2 separate regions of the Homo sapiens genome follow, and region 1 is linked to region 2. Evidence: read pairs that join two places in POLR2A ChIA-PET (ENCODE). Cell type or tissue: Panc1. All regions are shown on one strand.

What was found. ChIA-PET counts read pairs that join two places held together with the same protein. Peaks named below come from ENCODE experiments on the same cell type or tissue, not always from the same donor. Only the 100,000 strongest peaks of a DNase experiment are listed, where the experiment ranks them.
Region 1: POLR2A ChIA-PET joins it to region 2 with 21 read pairs; 1 of 35 experiments calls an interaction of 5 or more read pairs at or near these places.

What each region holds. Positions count from the first base shown.
Region 1 is chr1:94,127,074-94,132,073 of GRCh38, reverse strand. No RefSeq gene overlaps it. Among named protein-coding and RNA genes, the nearest start is that of ABCA4, 8.4 kb to the right of the region's middle. In Panc1, no CTCF peak of the experiment used is centred here; no DNase peak of the experiment used is centred here; H3K27ac peaks cover 507 bases.
Region 2 is chr1:93,766,509-93,771,508 of GRCh38, reverse strand. It overlaps a transcript of BCAR3 not described here. Among named protein-coding and RNA genes, the nearest start is that of MIR760, 78 kb to the left of the region's middle. RefSeq lists a silencer at 609-809. In Panc1, no CTCF peak of the experiment used is centred here; no DNase peak of the experiment used is centred here; H3K27ac peaks cover 2,467 bases.

The sequences.
Region 1 (5,000 bases), 360 kb before region 2:
GTGTTTACTTGAGGTGCTCCTGGTTTAATGCAGACGTTTTCTGTCATCATTTTAATAGCAGCTTCCAGACTTTTAAACCTCTCTAAGGTCACATAGCTAAGTGGCAAATATGAGATCGCAACCCAGTTTTGTCTGGTTCCAAAGACCGTGGTATTCCACAATATCACAATACTCACACTCGAATCTTTATCAATGAAGTGATATCGAGGATCAGCACTTTAAAAATAATCTACTTTCATAAAAGAATAAAGAGGATCAAAGTTTTTGCGTCGCCTGCAGGGACAGAGCCACTTGCACACCATTCATGGGGGATCCTAGGATGATTGCTGGGTCCACTGGGGCCCTGTTGCTTCCATGGCTATCCTTGTGATTATTAAAATGACCCTGCGGCATCCCACTGGGGTGGAGCCGGAAACGAGATGGCAGGAATGAAGGCTGACACATGAGGCAGAGCTAAGGATATGGACCACTTCTCCGTTCTCCTTCCCAGCTCCAACATGTGTGAAGAGAGGAGGACACAGAGGACTGGGGATGGTGTGAGCCAGGGAGGAGGGAGGCGATGTGCATCTGTTTGAAGAGAGAGGTCTCTCACTCAAGAGAGGTTTCTCTCCCTTTGACACATTTAGTTGAAGGAATCTGACAACAAACCACAGCTTTCTTTGTCAGGCTGAGTAGGCAAGAGCCATGTGAAATATTTTCCCACGCTGCTTCCACCTCCTCACAAAATGCTGCCTAAGTAGTTTCCATTTTCCTTCTGTTTTCTCCACGCTCCAGGTCAAACAGTAACTGAAAAACCAACGTCATGTTCGGTCATTGTTTGGTTTTGCCGTTTAGTGGATAAATTGGAAAAGTGCTTCTCCTGATAATTTGTTTGTTGCAAGATTGTACCAGGAGGCAAGCTCTGTACCTGTTATTGAAAGTTATTCAGGCACATGCAAGTTCCAGGTCTGTGGAGATTTCACTTCCCAGCCTCCTGATCACAGATTCCTGCGGGCAGGGGCCAAGTCTTCCTTCAAAGGAAGGCAGTGTAAGGAAGCACACACTTCCATACAGTCACTCAAGTTACTATCATTCATCTTATTCATAGTAAATGCATCACTACAAAGGCATGTGCTGAGTTAATCTGGGTCCCTAATTCTAAAAAATTATTATTGGCATTAGAACGTCTCTTTCCCTATGTGTTGTTGTTGTTGTTGTTGTTGTTGTTGTTGTTTTGAGACAGAGTCTCGCTTGTCGCCCAGGCTGGAGTGCAGTGGCTCAATCTCAGCTCACTGCAAGCTCCGCCTCCCGGGTTCACCATTCTCCTGCCTCAGCCTCCTGAGTAGCTGGGACTACAGGTGCCCGCCACCATGCCCGGCTAATTTTTTGTATTTTTAGTAGAGACGGGGTTTCACTGTGTGTTAGCCAGGATGGTCTCGATCTCCTGACCTCATGATCCACCCACCTCGGCCTCCCAAAGTGCTGGGATTACAGGTGTGAGCCACCACACCAGGCCTCCCTTTGTTTTTTAAGTTTGTCATTGGGTTGGGTTGCTTGCTTCTGGCCATAGCCTTTTGGAATGTCCAACTCTCGATACACAACCACAGCTGAGCTCAGGATGCCCTGAGACTCAGAGTGACAGATCTGGCCCTGATAATGAAGCTTCTCAGGTGTTACCCTACTCTGTACTCAGCCGGCACTTCACTGCGGCTCATGTGATAACAGCCCAGTCTCACGGTCTGCTATGCAACACTCCTTGGCAACCCCCTAAAACTCTGTTATCTGGCAAGTACTTTGCACTTAATGCCCAGAAAATGTAAAATCTCTGGACTCCCGTGGGTTTTCTGGGTGTCAAATCGGCAAAACTCTAAACAGCTTTGGAAGTGAGTGTATTAAATGTGTTTGGAATAACAACCTGCCTCTCATTTTTGATAACAACTTGATTTAGCTTTTTTTTTTTTTTTTTTTTTTTGAGACAGTCTCGCTCTGACATCCAGGCTGGAGTGCAGTGGCTCAATCTCAGCTCACTGCAAGCTCCGCCTCTTGGGTTCCCGCCATTCTCCTGCCTCAGCCTCCCAAGTAGCTGGGACTACAGGAGCCTGCCACCACGCCCGGCTAATTTTTTTTGTATTTTTAGTAGAGACGGGGTTTCACCATGTTAGCCAGGATGGTCTCGATCTCCTGACCTCATGATCTGCCCGCCTCGGCCTCCCAAAGTGCTGGGATTACAGGCATGAGCCACCGCTCCCGGCCCGATTTAGCTTTATTCTGCTAAAGCAGAGCCCATCGCTCTGGGGTATATGGACTCCACCCTACCCCCGTGCCTCCCTGGACTCCACGAAGACTTCCCAAAGGTGCCTGGCCAGGTAGTTTATATGAATACATTCCCCGATCTTTAGTTTCCATATGTGTAGTCACCCCAAACTGATCTGCCTTCAGCAGAGCTTGGGGTGCCAGCAGAAGCCCCAAAGCAGCTGAAGATTGAGAAGAAAGTTGGTTCCACTGCAGGACACAAACTCGACCTTGCTTTTCCTGGGGCCAAGAGACCTCTGAACGGATTTAGCTGTCCTAGGCCAGAAGAAACCGTACCTGGGAAAACAATTTCCAGAAAGCATTGTTATTGGTGCTAATTATTGGGTTAAACTGTCAAGCTGAACTGAATAACAATACTCTTTATCTGTCGTTTGCCAATTAATAAAATGGATATAATGGTGAGTGTATGTGTCTGGGTGAGAAGGGAGGGGGAGTTGTCTGTGAATAATTTGTCCCCCTAAGATTTCTACACACTGTCTATAAGTTTTTTTTCCATTTTAGATGACTGACTAAACTGCACTTTGCTTTAGAAATGATCAAAGGAGAGCAAAGTTAAGATGAGGCAATGAATCTGCACATAAGATTTCTCATTATCTGACTTAATCTCCTTATTGACCTCCTATGCAAATTTAAGTTAGAAGTCATGAGGATGAGCTCCCTCAACTCTCAGCCTCCACTCCCTCAGTGAATCGTACTTACTTCCTGGCCTCCTTTCCTGCAGTGTCTGTGGAATGCAAGGAGCCCCTTCCCCTGCCCAGGGCTAATCCCACCTCCTCCACTTCCTCGGGAACCCCATCAACCATCCCCCAGTAACTTTAGCATCTCTCTCTCAACCAGCTGTCTCCCACACATTAACGTGGTTCAATCTCTCCTGTCTTCAGGGAAAAGACCTCCTGGACCCAGTGTTCTCGTTCCCTGCAGCTGCTGTGGCCACTGGAAAGAGTAGCTCCCATCTCCAGGGTCTTGCTCTTCAACCCTCTGCTGTCTTGTTTCTGCCTCCCATTAAAACTGTTCTTTCAGAGGTCAGTTGTCAAATCCAATGGGCAGCTTTCAGTCTTTATCCTTCTAGGCCTTTCTTGAGCCATTTAGTACTGCAGACTGATCCTTCCTCCTGAAACATCCTCTTTCTGTGGCTCCCAGGGCACCCCTCTTTCCAGACTTTTCTCCATCATCTCTAGCTCATCCTGCTCAGCCTCCCTCACTGGGTTCTCTTCCTTCACCTGTTTAAAAATAAATAAATAAATAACAGACTATGATTGAAGTATACATACAGAGAAGTGCACAAATCGTAAGTTCACAGGTTGATCATTTTCACAGACAGAACACTCCACGTAACTAGCACTGAGATCAAAAGATGATGTGTTTCCAGCACGCTTAGAAATGGTCTTGTGCCCCTTCCAGCCACCAGATCCCCCGAAGAGTAACTACCATCTTGACTTCAAGCATTAGAGATGAGTTTTTTCTGTGCTTGAACTTTGTAAATGTAGGCTATGAATGCTCTGCCAGGCTTCTTTTGCTCAGCATTATGTATGGGAAAATTGTATTTTTGTAGATGTGGTTTATTCATGCTCACTGCAGTGAGAGATTTGGCTGAGAGAATATACCATAATTCATTTATCCATTCTTCTGTGACAGATATTTCCAAGTTTTGCTGTTAGAAGGGATGTTGTGATGAACACTTGTGTACCTGCCTTTTAAATAATCAGTTCCCTAGATTTCCATCTTAGACCTTTCCCCCTACATAGTCCCCTGGAATATTTGGAATATTTGGAGGAACTCTGGAATATTTGGAGGAGGTGATGGACAAAGATTGTTTAGACATAAAAGCAGTAACTCTCTTCTCATTCCCAAGAAAAACTCATGAAAATGTTCAAGTGAGTATTGTTTTTGCAAATAGTACTATTTTCATAAGCTAAACTTCAATATCTACATGTCAATCCAATAGTAACAACAACCTGAGGTCCAAAATTATTACAGGCAAAGTGAAATTAGTACCAGCTGGAGTGCAAGATTTTTATAGGGGAAATTCAATTAGTAAAATAAAATTTATTTCTCAGCTGATGGGCCCAATGATTCCACAATACCACTGAGTCCTTTAGTTCTATTAGTTTGGTCATTAATTTCTGCTCCACAATAATTAGAGATGAGGGGACCTCTTTTGCTGTGTAAATTTTCCTAGCAATGAAAGGTAGAAAATTGGGCATGCCATTCTTGCTACAATGACCAGCCAAATCAAAGCAATATGCAATAGCTCCAAGCCACATGGCTTACTAATAAGACCATGTCAAGTATGAGAACAGTCAAGATTGATTAATAAGTAAAATTGAGCTATAGGCATTTTAGGTAAAAGTAAAGTTCTGGAATTACATTTGCATCAAGTTTGTAAAGTTTTTTTAAGTGTTTTGTTATTCAATAATTCAGAAATTATTTTCATTTTGGTATAATTATCAGAAAAAAAGTATGAATTTAAATTTACTGATATAGTTAGTAAGCTACAGTTAGATATTAATCTTATTCTGTCTTGAGGAGGTAGGGGGAAATGCCTTACCCCAAATCTTACAATTTTAAGTTTTTTCTCCTCCAAAGATATTTTAAAATATGGGAATTTTGGAGATATTTTTTCTGGAAAAATTCCTCTTCTCTGTGCCAAATGGTTTTGAAATATCCATCACTTCTCTCTGATGGTAAACTATGTGATATTGCTTCTA
Region 2 (5,000 bases):
ACATAGAGACGTTATATAACTTGTTGTAGTTTTTGCAGGTAATAATAAGAGGCAGAGTCTTAATAGGAAACAGAACTCTCAGTTCCTAGGCACTAAAGCAGATGCTTTTCCAGGTCCTTGATGACTTCATGTGCCAAGTTGCCCTATGTCGTGTCTCTTACCATTTACAATTCATGCCTGAATTCCATGTATAAAATTCAAGAACACAACTCTGACAGGGTGGCTGTGGGTATGGGCTCTGGAATTAGATTGCCTGTGTAACCTCAGAAAAAGTCACTTAATTTTGCTGTTTCTCCTATTTCAGCATCTCTCAGTTTCCTCATCTTTCCATTTCTCCATCAATAAAATGGATATAATAATGGAATTAACCTTGTAGGGTTGTTATAAGGATAAAATGAGAACACAGTACATGGGTATAGTAAATGCTTAATAAACATTAGCTAGTATTATTAGTACTGGATAAGGACTGGATTGGAAATAAAGATAATTGATTTATCATTCCCTTGTGAAAGGTATAGTACAGTGGTCTTCAGACTATTTTCTGTGTAACCTCAGAAGTTCCTCAGAGCTTCCACTGAGAGCCGGGACTGGGTTTAATGGGTGAGAGATGACACCACTTGCATAGATGAAATAAATGGGGTGGGAGTGTGCACCAAAATGGTGCTCCTGTGCTGCTGTCTGTGGTCCTGAAATACAATTTGTTAGTAGGACCTAGCTAATTCTCTAGAAAACTGGTGGGTACTCTATTGCCCCATGTCTTTCCTCCCTCCCTAGTAACTCCTTGCCTATGACTAGTTCTCCCACCAACGACTATTTGGATAAATTGTTGATAACCTATTGAAGCATTAGTTTCCTTATATTTTAATATAGGTATTTTCTACCCACCCCCTCTGTATGTTCATGGGGATGCTCCCAGGTTATGTGCCATCCTATATATATAAACTCCTCCCTCAATGCCTGCCTGAGGGACATAGTCAGAAAGGGACAACATAGTGGCAACAAAAAAATGTTTGCCTCTGAGCTCCCTCCTAGTAGAGTCACTGGAACCCCAAGCCCACTGAAGGCATAGCCCAGTTTCTACTTGCAGAGTCCCAGGGGGCCCACATAGATTTTTAGCAATCATTCAAGTTTTTCTGAGGCCAGGATCAGAGCAGAGGCACTCTCTTCACTGTCTCCTGGTGGCCTACGTGAGCTGTCATTGCCTCTGCCATTACTGATGCTGTACCTCCTTTCTGGTAGTCCTTATGGTGGGGACAGGGCAGGGCACTCCCCCAGCAGCTCTTCCGTTAGATGCCTCGAAGTATTCTCTTGCTGTTTCAACTTAAAATCTTCTCGACCAAGGACTTGGGATTGATCTCCAGTGGAGCCTGGGCCAAGTGACAGTTGAGCCACCTTCTGTCCCCCACTATCTTGCTGAAAAGCCTTTCCCCTTTCTGTCTCATAAGCCCAGACAGTGCAATCCATCACTGTCCCAGGATAAAGTCCAGCCTCCACTGGGCCCTCCCCAGGGAAGACAGAGGGGATGCGCTGCTTTTGTCCTCTTTCTTGGTGTCAGGGTTTTATCTGACATCCTGCAGCTCAGCTACATTCCCAACACCCTCATCAAGTAACTCTCCTGGTGGCCCACAAGTGGGTCTCCTAAGGGCATCCTGTCAGCTGAGCTCCCTCTGGGATTCCCAATCCAGGATATGAAAGTTCTGCACCAGAGGAGTTCTCCACATTGATGGAGTATTATTATGAGGAAAGAGTTGGAAAAAATTTTCCTTTTCATAGATTCACAAAGCAGAAAAGCATGCTTGGTGTTGATTTGGCCCATCTTTCTGGCTCCAAGTGGGGTTAAACTCGAACAGTAATTCTTCAAACTTAGAGAGAAAGAGAGGAAAACACCTCCCAGAGATTGAAATGCAAAAACACTCCCTTCTAAGTTGGAGGGTTTTTTTTTTCTCCTAGTGGCCACACAAATTCTCTGGTGGTGCAATTTGAGTCCTTTGCCTATTGTTCTGTCCTCAAGGGGAATCAGAGAGAAGATCATAGCCTCTTTAACTATTTCCATCACATTGCATTTCTCTCTGGCTGAGTTCTTCTCCACCCCGCTCCTTGACACACACACACACACACACACACACACACACACACACACACACACACACACATTCCTACCCACATATTTAGTCCTAAACTGTAATCACCTGTGTCCAACTTGGCTCTTGGAAGTGAAGAGGGAGCTCTGTGTTTGCAATACCACGAGCGTATTTTCCCCAAGAGCTGCTTATGCAGCAATCCAGAAATTCCCATTGCTCTGCCTTTTAATTAGTTCAGGGAGTTGCAGCCTAACGGTGTGGGTGTGCTTGCCAGCTGTGCTTTTCGGGAAGTTATATCGTCTGCTGCTCCTTCTGTCTCCTCCCCCAGGGTTGGGAAATTATAGACCCTGCTCTCTTTACCCTGTAAAACCCCAGACGCTCCAGGACCTTTTCCAGCCAGCGCTCAAAGGCCCTTGGGGACAAAGGGCGACACTCAGATCTCAGGTCTTGAAGCCTGCTGTCCTTGAGCAGGGTGGCAGAGATGACCTTTGAACTAAAGGGATTATTTTCATCTGTGACTGTTCAGTCCCCTCGGGTGACCTACCACAGAATCAGTGCTTGCTGGGGACCAGAAGAGGGATTTTATGGCTTGAGGGGTACCTGCATCTCTCCCAGGCAGCGCCCTGTTTGTTTTACAGGCTGCCAGATACCTTATCTCCACGAAATGAGAGGCCTCCAGCATCCCCTCCAGCCCCACTTCCTGCGATATCTCTACTTCCCCACAGGGGCCCTGGGCTGGCTGCATGGCTGAAATTAAATCTCTCATCGCTGCTGTCTTTTTAATTAAACTTTTTTCCCCTTCATATTTTGTTTGTGCATTCTCCCTCTGGGTGATCACATTGCACTCCCAGCTCCGGTTTTAAGTTCTCCTAGTTACCAAGATTCAGCACATCCCCCTCCTTCAAAGGGTGGGTGATGGTGTTTTTCCTGGCATCCTCCCACAGACACTTTTCCAGCTCAGCTGAGCGGCTAGTGCCTGTCTGATTTGCCCAAATGGGTGGTGCAGGTTTCTACCACACACTTTGAACTCAAACCCATCAGGGCACAATTTTCTTTCTTCACTTATCTCAACCTTGGGCATGGATTCTACTGTTGATTGCTTCGTATTTATATACCTGCTTTTTGTTGGGCTGTTGTACACACACACACACACACACAAACACACACACATTCACTCAGTCTTTTGAGCAGAGCTTCTGCCAGCCTTCCTCCTTGGCACTTGGCTTCTCCAGCACAACGTCTCTCTGCAAATGGGGTCATTCGTTGCTGCTCTGGCCATTGACTCTAATCCGACAGCCCTGCACATAGCCACTTGCTTGCCATGTAGTCCCAGCACGTCACATTGATTTTCACCAAGTGTACCTCGGCAAAGCCTGAAGACAGGCACCAGCCTTGCTATGTTCCTGTCTTTTTCAAGGCCTAGACTAAGGCAGAGCACAAACCTCAGAACTCTTTGATAGATGATGTTTTCCACTACTAGAAATATGTGCTTTTGTAACCCCTATCTAGTTTCAGAAGATCTGCCTAATTGAAATGTTGTCTTGGATGTTATATTTATTTTTCAAAATAGCAAAGTAAATTAAACTGTTATTTTCACTTAACCCATTTTCTGTTTGCCCCGAGAATACTCTTGCTTCTAATCCTAATGGAACATCATATATATTTCTGTTACATTAGGATTAGAGACAAGTTCTGCTTAGAAATAACTCCAAAAATAGTTTATATATTTTATTTTCATACCGAAAATCAGATTTCCTTCAGCCTCAAAGAGCATATTTATGTAAAATTGCTGGCAGTGAGCTGCACTTTTATTTTCTAAACAGGAAATGGGTTAATTTTCAAAAGGTGTAATACATTTATGTGGTTTGAAACACAAAAAGTATAAACTTTTTTTTTTTTTTTTTGAGACAGAGTCTCACTCTGTTACACAGGCTGGAGTGCAGTGGTGTGATCACGGCTCACTGCAGCCTCAACTTCCCAGGCTCAAGTGATCCTCCCACCTCAGTCTCCCAAGTAACTGAGACTACAGGCACATGACACCATACCTGGCTAATTTTTGTATTTTTTTGTAGAGATGGAATTTCAACATGTTGCCCAGACTGGTCTGGAACTCCTGTGCTCAAGTGATTCGCCTGCCTCGGCCTCCGAAAGTGCTGGGATTATAGGCATGAGCCACCCTACCCAGCCAAAAAGTATAAATACTCTTAGACAGCAAAAATGCTTTCTCCCAGTCTTGTTCCCTTGTTCTCAGTTCCCACCCTGCCTGGATAACTACTGTTCTTGGTTTCTTGTGTTAAAGATGGATCTTGATAGTCTCGTACCAGATTCAAAAATCAGTCAACTACTTCAAAAACAATGACATGCTGGCTACTTAAATAGAAAAGGAGGCTTTTTTTTTACTCTGTCACACATTTGCTGCCTAGGATTGAATTACCTGCCCTGCTCCCCACCCTCAGAGCTATATAAATTCTGTCCTAAACTTTTTCTGTTTCTGACAGTCTCTACAACATAGCCTTTGTTGTACTATGAATTTTTATCTCAGCCATCTTTGTCTAAGTTTCTTTGTTTCGATGTCTTGAAGCTTAAAGCAGATTCTATTACTTGGAAGCTTAGTGAATTGGCCCCAGTTAATCAGATAAGCACTAAATAAATTCCCTGGAAACCTCCAACAGATAGACTTTAAAAGATCCAGCACAATCGGTTTATCCTGACAAGATTACAGCTGATACGGTGAAGATGGAGGAGACTCTGGTTTTCTGAATAACTTGAAGCGGACTCTAAGAAAGAGGAAGGCATCAGGAATGTGGACGGGCAGCCGTGCTCAGGCTCAGGCTGGATGTGTGCTGTGGCCAGCAGCGGCTCTGGACGGCAGTCAGCAAACCAGGCAACAAGAACCCAGCATTCCTGCAGTCAGAAAGA